Regions from separate parts of the Mus musculus genome. Here region 2 is linked to region 1. Evidence: chromatin loops called from intact Hi-C (ENCODE). Cell type or tissue: left cerebral cortex. All regions are shown on one strand. Links, peaks and the distances in the headings refer to the core of each region. The heading gives the core; the rest is flanking DNA.

The links. Peaks named below come from ENCODE experiments on the same cell type or tissue, not always from the same donor. Only the 100,000 strongest peaks of a DNase experiment are listed, where the experiment ranks them.
Region 2: a loop joins it to region 1, with 5 times the contacts of the local background. A loop is called at or near these places in 6 of 42 quality-filtered maps.

The regions. Positions count from the first base shown.
Region 1 is chr9:43,547,274-43,551,602 of GRCm38, forward strand. No RefSeq gene overlaps it. Among named protein-coding and RNA genes, the nearest start is that of Gm36855, 28 kb to the left of the region's middle. In left cerebral cortex, for the core only: a CTCF peak has its summit at 2,217 (motif pointing right); DNase peaks (open chromatin) are centred at 683, 1,144, 1,774 and 2,496; H3K27ac peaks cover 1,032 bases.
Region 2 is chr9:43,466,906-43,471,234 of GRCm38, forward strand. No RefSeq gene overlaps it. Among named protein-coding and RNA genes, the nearest start is that of Gm36855, 52 kb to the right of the region's middle. In left cerebral cortex, for the core only: no CTCF peak of the experiment used is centred there; DNase peaks (open chromatin) are centred at 680, 1,592, 2,206 and 2,551; H3K27ac peaks cover 1,118 bases.

The DNA of each region.
Region 1 (4,329 bases), core at 83-4,082:
TGATAACGTGGGGATCCCACAGTGCCTGGGAACAAATGTTGTGACTGTAATCAGCAGGGTTTCTGGGGCCTATTTTCCCTTGGCGAGTTGGCAACCCACAGCTTACCTGAATTAGGTGAGGCAATTCCTTACCTCACAACCCTGCAGGTTGTCAGTTGTTCTTCAGGGGCTTGGCCATGTCCACTCTGCTGGCAGCCTGCAGAGCAGGTCTCTCTCCTGTTGTGACTTTCTTCCCCACCATTAGTACAGCACAGTGTACCTAGACTTCACACAGATGCCTTCTCTTCCCCTTAGCAAGGCTCCCTGTTCTTTGGCTTTTTCCAGATCCTCTGTCTATCATCACTGACCCAGGACTCTGAATATCTATTAATAATCACCCTTGAGATGACGCAATCCAAAATGAGCAAAACCACCACAATATTAACCGCTGTGGTGGGGTGTGGGACAGATGTGTGCACTGTCTTGCTTGTAAGGGGGGGTGAAGGTGCTGAGCGGTAGCAGCTGATGCCCCTTCTGAGGGCATTAGGACCCTCCTCAAACAGGAGCCAACTCCAGGGACACAAGGAGCAGAGAGGGGTTGGTAACAAAGCCACTTGGAGAGCTGAGATGCTGCTGCTTGGATTATCATCAGCTGCCAGTATCTTTGCATAAGTACTGGTAGGTGGATGTCTGGTCAAAGCTGATGTGTGGGTGTTGGAAGAAACAATCAAATTGACGTGATTTAAGAACCGAGGGTTATTTTGAACTCTTTCGTTCCCATTTGAACGTCCTCCTTTTTCTAAAAAAAAAAAAAAAAAAAAAAAAAAGAAGAAGAAGAAGTTTTTTTGTTGTTGTTGTTGTTGTTTCATTTTTTTGTGGGAAACCAGGAAAGAGGAGGAAAATTGGTAGAGAGAGGCTCAATTCGTTCCTGTTCTGTTCCTGTGCTTGGAATATTGCCTGGATGCAGGGGCATGGCCAAAATGACCCTCATCATCTTCTCACAGGGCAGGAAGGATCTCGGCTAATGGTTTCTTGGAAGCAAGAATGATGCCCCTGTGGCTGGAAGGGAAACTTGTAGTTATGGTAACCATGCGATTCAGTTTCCCCATGTGAGTGGGTGGTCCTAGTTTATGAGAAGCAAAAACTGGGGTTCAGAAAAACACTCAAAGCCAGGCACCAAAATGACCAAAAAGAAACTAATAGGGCAGCTCCAAGTCTTGGTAGAAATGCAGCAACGCTCTTGCCAACCCCCACTGCCTTTCCTGTGGGGAAGGAAGGTCCCACAGATAAGAAAGGGTCTTGGAGAATGTGTGTGTCAAGAATGAGAGACCTGTGAGGATAAGGGGGTGGGGGAAGGAAGCCTGTTTCACAGAGCAGGAGGATGGAACACAACTATCATTGATTCGTCCGATTAAGAACTGGGCATATTAAGCAGATTTGGGGTGTCTTGAAGGAAAGAACAGTCTAATAAAATATTTTAAGAGACCGTGAGAGTCAAGTCCTCTCCTATTCCATTCCTACCAACTTAGGCAATCCCTCTCATCTTTCCTGACCAGAGTAAATGCCAGCGGTAATTTTTAGATTAGGGTGTTTCCTCCTACACCAGGACTTTTCCAGACTTTATGACCCTAAGCACAGCTGCTGTATGAAGCCTGAGAGCCCCTTGCCCAAGCCCAGTTACCAAGAAAAGATATCACGGTTTCACTTGGCAGCCAACAGAATCCTCCAATCCCACGTTGGACTGGGAAGCCAGATTTAACTCACACAGTGTTTAAGACACCCAGGAGCAGAGACATGCTACTGTTTGCATAAATGTCCTCCCACTGAACTTCCTCCCTGTCCATCTGTCCCTTAGCTGTCACACTGCTCAGACCGCCTTGTGGATAAACATGAGAGTCCCAGGAGCAGAGTGGCACAGAGCCCTTCATCCTGCCAGGCTCCCCATCACGGATCCAGTCTTGCCCTGGTTCTCTTCCCTCTGTTCCTGCTCCCATCCCTTTCTCATTCCCTTTATCTCCTTCCTCTACAGTCCCATTTCTGGCCCAGCTTAGCCCTCTATAATGACTTAATCTTGCCGACAGGGTGACAAGCGGATGAATCGAAGTCTGAGGCTTTTTTTCTCCACTCTAGATTCATTGGAAGATTTCTCCCAGATGCGGCACTAAAACCCCAGATTCAATTTCCCTTTGACATAATAACCGAATTAGTCTCATATTGTCATACATAAATTACTAGCCAGTCAGGGTGCCACCAGAGGGAGAGAGAGCTGGAGAGAAAGCAAGACATGAGCATCCGAAGGGGTGTGACTGTGACAAGCAGGGACCTGAATAACAATGGGACCAGAAGGGTAGCAGCTAATCATAGCTGACAAATGAGGAGAATTCCCGGGCTGCAACAAAGGTAAAGAATATTTACCTTCCTCCCCATGCCCCTGGCCATTAAAATGTCACCACGGGGAGCTACGCACCTTACAAGTGATACACAGATCTAAATATCTTCTCCGTTAAGCACTGCTCTGTTTGCAAAGGCTGCTTTCCAAGAGGAAAATGAGGTTTTCTTGAAACTCCGTTGCAGCTTCCAGGCCTGCTGGTGGAAGTTGAGCTGAGTAGGAGACTTACGTGAGTCTTAGTGTGGTGGACCAGTCCTCACCATGGTTGTAGGGACGTTAGCCTGGATAGCTCTGAGTGCAGGAGCATGCTGGCCTGCATAACTATGTTGGGAATCAGATCCTGGGCAGAAGGGGTTCAAACCTGAGCCAGCTAAAGTGGGGTTCCTCAGCTCTCCACCAGCCACTCCTCTCAAGCTGGAGTCCCGAGGGCTAGCCTTATGCCTCCCCCTCTGAGCCCTTGCCCCCGGCCCATCTGTCCATCCTGTTCAATGCTCCTCTAGGAACTTCTGAGCTTCACCTCCGTATCCCAATGCGACATTAAGGCCTGTTGAAGAGTCCTGGTGGTCTTCCCACTTCCTGTGCTCCCTGACAACCCATGGTCTACCCATCCTCTGAGTGTACCTTGCCCAAATGCAGATTTACTGACAGTATGCCCCCAGTTAAAACCTTTCACTACTTCCCTAAAGAATGATGTCTAAGCTTTGAGGCATTTGCTAGTAAGATGGTCCATGACCTATCGCTCTGTGCAGACCCCTGACCACAGCCAGGCTCATGGTACTGATTGTTTCCAGGCAGGACCCTTGTATTGCTTCTAGCTGCTCCTTTGGCCTGGAGAGTTAGCCTTCTCTACTTGAGCACTTCCCATGGTAAGCATAGCTTACCAACCTTGGACCAACCTACCACCATGCACAGGCCTCCACTGCCTCTGCCTTCTCTGTGACTGTTCCCAGTGGCTAGTTGGTTCAACTTTAGCTCTATGTATCAAATCCTTCAAAGATAAGCATGAGATGTCGACATGGGAAGCACCAGGTTGTCCAAAGAGAGGTGAACTGGCCCAGGTTGGGAAGAGAGCAGGTCAAATCCACCCCCCATGCCGATCAAAGCTGAGCATGGGATTTTACACCTTGCTACATTCGTCCATATCCAGCACACAGTAGGGCTTTTGCAGATGTTCAGAAAATAAATCTCAAAGAGGTACAGTAAAGCCAGTCCTGGCCAAGCAAGGATTCAGTAGATGCCATGTCTCCCATAAGATCCTACCTCGTGGGTATGCAAGCCCATGTGGGCAGGTATGGGGGCCTAAGGTTGCCACCCAAGCTCTTCTTCACTTTCTTTTTCCACTTAGTGTTTGAAATTGGCTTTTCACTGAGCCTAGAGCTCATCATTTCACCCTTGGAATCTGCTTGTTTCTGCTTCCCAGATCTGGGGTTGCGGGTACTCACCACCATGCCTGGCGTGCACGTGGGTCCTGGGGCTTAAACTCCCAGCCTTATGCTTGTACACTGAGCACTTGACTCACAGAACCATTTTCCCAACTCTAAATTTTGTTTTTTTACTGCTAGACTGCCATGAGTCCAACAGGGTCTCAAAACTATGTGACTTGGGATATGTTGGGTCTCCCAGTGGCCAATGTGGAGCATGCCCTACTGTTAATCCTCAGGAAATGTCTACAAGATGATCTTCTGTGGATTCTGCTCTAAGGAGCTGACCACTGAGGGGATCATAATGAGCAGGATATGACAGACTACGAGCAAGAGCTGGACCCTCTTCCGCTTTGTATCTCTGTCTGAGACGAACATTTTCCGGGAGTGCTAACACAGCCCCTGCTCAGAAAAGGCTGGGAGTCCCACACGCACGGCTCAGGGGACAGGTTGTGATCCGTCCATTTCCATCCAGCATTGTGTTTCTCTGTTGGTGTCACTGTGACCCGTTCTACTTGTTTTTATGCAGTATATTATTTT
Region 2 (4,329 bases), core at 61-4,060, 80 kb before region 1:
GCTCCTCTGAATCCCGGTATGGGGATGTTCTGAGCCCTCTAGCACCTTTCTCAGTTCCTGGAGAGAGGTCCAGACTCTGGCCATGCCCTCTCAGTGTCATCAGCAGCAGGTGGGTTGGCTGTCACATGGGCAAATGGCCTGTCCTCAATCTTCACTTCACAACCAGGTTTTCTCTGTTAATGGTATCGATTTCCTCTGCTGAACTGCTAGGATCAAAGGCTGCCTGGGCAACTCGGCAGTTCATTAAGTCTTGGTTGCCCCAGGGGACTGGCCAGAGGATAAACATGTGCACTGGAGGCCAGGCTGGGGCCTGGAGGACAACCCATTACAGGGGGTACTTGGCAGTGAGTTGGATCAGGGCTAGGTGGGTGGGAAGGGCAAAACGCCTGCAGGCTGTGCTGGAGTCTTTTGCATGGCTGCAACAGCCCAATCTAGGATCAGCTATTTCATGACCAACAGGACATAGCACCTGCTCCTGTCTCCTTCCCTCCCTGCCCCCTACCATCCCACCAGCTGGCCTATCAGATCTGACAGGCCCTGTACTGGACACACAAGACTAGACTTCCAACGAGTATGCCCTGCCCGAAGCAGAGAGTCACCAGGCTGGGGAGTGGGGCCTAGACTATGGAAATGGTCATATTTAGGTCTCTCCCCCATCCTCCAAGTCTTCGCTCTTGTTTTTCATGTGACTCATTGGAGAAATTTTAGATGATTTGGTCTCTGAAGTACAAAGTAGAAAATGAGGTTTGCAGCTGCTGGGCCTGTTGGTTTTTCCATTTCCTTTCGATTTGCCCCATCAGGCAGTTGGCCCAGGGAAGGGAGCACCTGGATGGACTAGTGCCGGCAACTCCAGATGAGGAGCATCACTCGTGGTGAGTGATCAGTGGTGCCAACAGCAGGGAGGGGAAACAAGGAGGAGGAGGAGCAGGAGGAGGAAGAGGAGGAAGAAGAGGAAGAAGAGGAGGAGGAAGAAGATGAGGAAGGGGGAAGAGGAAGAAGAAGGAGGAGGAGAAAAAAAAGAAGAAGAAGAAGAAGAAGAAGAAGAAGAAGAAGAAGAAGAAGAAGAAGAAGAAGAAGAAGAAGAAGAAGAAGGTGACAACCATTCTCTTAGTCCCCAGTCCTCACACAGCACTCCCTCCCTCTGAGTTCCCACGAACCTTCCATATGATTTGCTCTCTCTCATTGTCCCTAGCTCACGTGAAACATGAACATTTACAGAGCTAGAAGGACATTCTGGGGAAAGAAAAGGCCTGCCTTTCTGAACAGCAAGGGGATTTGAAGGGTCAACACTCCCAAGGGCCCAGCAGAGGCCAGGGAACAATGGTACCGGATAACAAGAAAAGACACATGAGTGGGAAGAGGGCTCTCCCATCCAGCCTGCACCATGTGCATTTGATGGCCTTGACCATGCATGGCCTGTGGTTTCCTGATGAGAGCAGATGAACAGAGGGGAAACAGCCCGAGACAGGCCAGGCTGTCTGGGACTCTTTTTCTGAGTGAAGTCTAAATCAGAGACACAGACAAGTCTGGAGCTGAGGGAGCAGATGGGAACGCTTCTGTTTTTCTCCCAAAGTTCTAGTGATGCCACCAAATAGGCCCCTCCCTTGTTCCAAAGCGATTGCCAGCAACAGTAGTCAGAGGGCATGCCACACCGGCCCTTTCCTCTAGTCACAGGGAGAGGTGGATGATGTCATCCACTCAATCCTTCAATCAGCAGCTCATTTTCAAATACAAGGCATTGTGTTGGTCCTAGGGATGCAGAGGCAGGCAAAATAGACACATCCATCTCTCTAGAGGACCTGTCCTTGGTCAGCTTGAAGCGTCCCACAGTCTAGGGGTAGGACAGGAGGGTCTGGATAGATAGGAGATTAAAGTTTATGTCAAAACTGTGGGGGGAGAGAGAGAGAGAGAGAGAGAGAGAGAGAGAGAGGCAGAGAGAGAGAGAGAGGCAGAGAGAGAGAGAGAGAGAGAGAGAGAGAGAGAGAGAGAGCTTAGTGGTAGAGTACTTGCGTGGTATGTGTAAGGCCCTGGCTTTGAAGGTGATGTGGGAACCCACATTAAATCCTTGGCTTGTGCCATGATCAGGTCTTCATGTTCTTTATCTCAATCACCAGCAAACTCTGAGTCTAAAACGGCGTGAGCCCCATTTACAGACCTGGAGGCTGGATCTCCCAGAAGCCAGTGATCTTGCCCAGAGTTCTGACAGCACAAGGCAGGCCTGCCTACACTTGCTCAAGCCAGAGTTCTCACTCAGAAATACAGCTTCAATGGAAACTTCAACCTCTGCCCTCCCAAACCCCCTGCCCTGTGGAGTTTTTGACACTGTGCCTCCCTCTTAGGCGGGGAAGAAGATCGCTATGGAGAGCCAAGAGCAAACTTTATTTCCTTTCCTGTTTCCTTCCTCTCCACAGTTTGTTATCTGTTCCTGGAAACTCCCTGTGGTACCCACCCACCCACCTTGCCCCAGAAAAATCCCAAGAAAGCTTCGCAACTCTATTTAAACACCACTCAAGTGTTCAGAACCAGCTCTGGGCTCCTAGTGCGCTCTGGGTCTCCATCTGGTTTGGGGGCTATTTTGATCCACCGGATGCAGAGCAGCCGCCGAGATCTGGGACTGGGTGGCTAGAGCGGCGCCTTTATTTACAGAAGGACAATTTAAAAACTAACGTCAAGCCCAGAGAACAAATAAATAATTCCTCTTTCTGTTCATAATGCTCTCTCTGCCTGTTTCTACAGGTAATTGTGGTAGGATTTTTCACTTCAAACAGCCTCTCAGGTGTATCAAGTTTAGGATGCTGCGGAGGGGACCAAGGACAGGTGACTTTGCCTGTAAGTGCTGGTGAAAGAGTTACCACTCTAGTGGGGACAGGAGACAGGAATCTTCCGGGCTCCAGAGCTTATCTGAGGATGGAATCAAATCTTCATCCACTCACTCTAGCTGGGGTCTTCTTAGGGTAGAAATAATGCCCCCCCTCTGTCACTTGTGCTCTAGCCTGAACCTAAGAAGGCATCCTTATGTTTGTGGTACCTGAAACTATGCACATGTCTCAGGCAGGTGGTAAGGGTATCCTGACTTGAGAGGCAGAGCAGGTAGGCAGAGAAGGCAGGGAGGAGAGAGGGTTTACAGCTTCTGAGAGGCTGCCGGTCCAAGGAGGAAGAAGGCAGGAAGAACAGAGCCCGAGCCTCTGCAAGCTCACAACAACCTCTTTCATTGATGAGTTCCAAGACTGTAGGTCCAAGTTCATGTTGAAACGGAAGAGACAGAATTCAAATGCACAGCTTCTAGGAGAAGTTCTGCTCTCTCTCACACTGCTGGTTGAGAAGTGGCTCTCAGCTACCCAAGGTGCAGAACAGCTAGGAGGGACTAGGGTAAGAAGGAGGAGAGAGGATGCTTTGTCTTCCTTCTCTCCCTCCTTCTCTGTCTCTCGCTCTGCCTTCAACTGGGGAACCTGCTGATCTCTCTCCAGACTGTACAAGCCCTGTGTCATGGCTGGGGACGGTTGTCCTCAGGGTATGGCCACCGGAGGATGGGTCCTGTTCTTTCAGAGACACTGGATTCAGGATAAGTAAGAGTGGCCATCAAAACACATGAGACCCTCACAAGGGTCACCCTGGGCTGAGCAGTGTAACGGAAGTGGAGACACTACAGGCCTAGGCCCATGCACTATGCATGTGGCCCCTTAGCTTGGACACAGGACACAGGCAGCAGATGACTGTGAGAGCACTGGGGACCTTACTTTTAAATCCTTGCCTGATTGGCCACAGTTATCACCCTCACATCAGTGAGAATACAAGGCTCCAGAAGTCAAGGTCATGTACGTGGTAGCTGTAGATTCGGTGTTTGAGACAAGGGTCTGTGTCAACCCTAGAGTTTCTACTGAAAACCTTTGGGGACTTTCTCTTACAGTCTGCTAAGCACTTTGAAGATATAAGCTCACACAATCTTTCTCTGGCTGGAGATAAGAAAACTGACATTGAGATAGGTTCATACTTTGCCACATGTGACATAAATCTCAAGCCAGGGCCAGCCGCAAAGCCATATGCTTTTAACCTGTGAGCCACTACCTATTTCAAATGGATACCCACATTAATGGGAAAGTGGGCTTCAAAATTGCCAGAAGAGCTTTGAAAAACTTTCATTTTCATCTCCGGAGATTCTGAGAAGGTTGTTGAATTGAGGAATCAGAGTTGGGCTAGCTGTCCTTTCTGTGTTTGGGTGGGTGCACATGTATGTGTGCACATGTTGACAGGGGTGCAACATCAGGTATTGTCCTTAGGCGCCATCCACCTTATTTTTTTTGAGCTTCTCTCATTGGTCTGGAGCTAGGT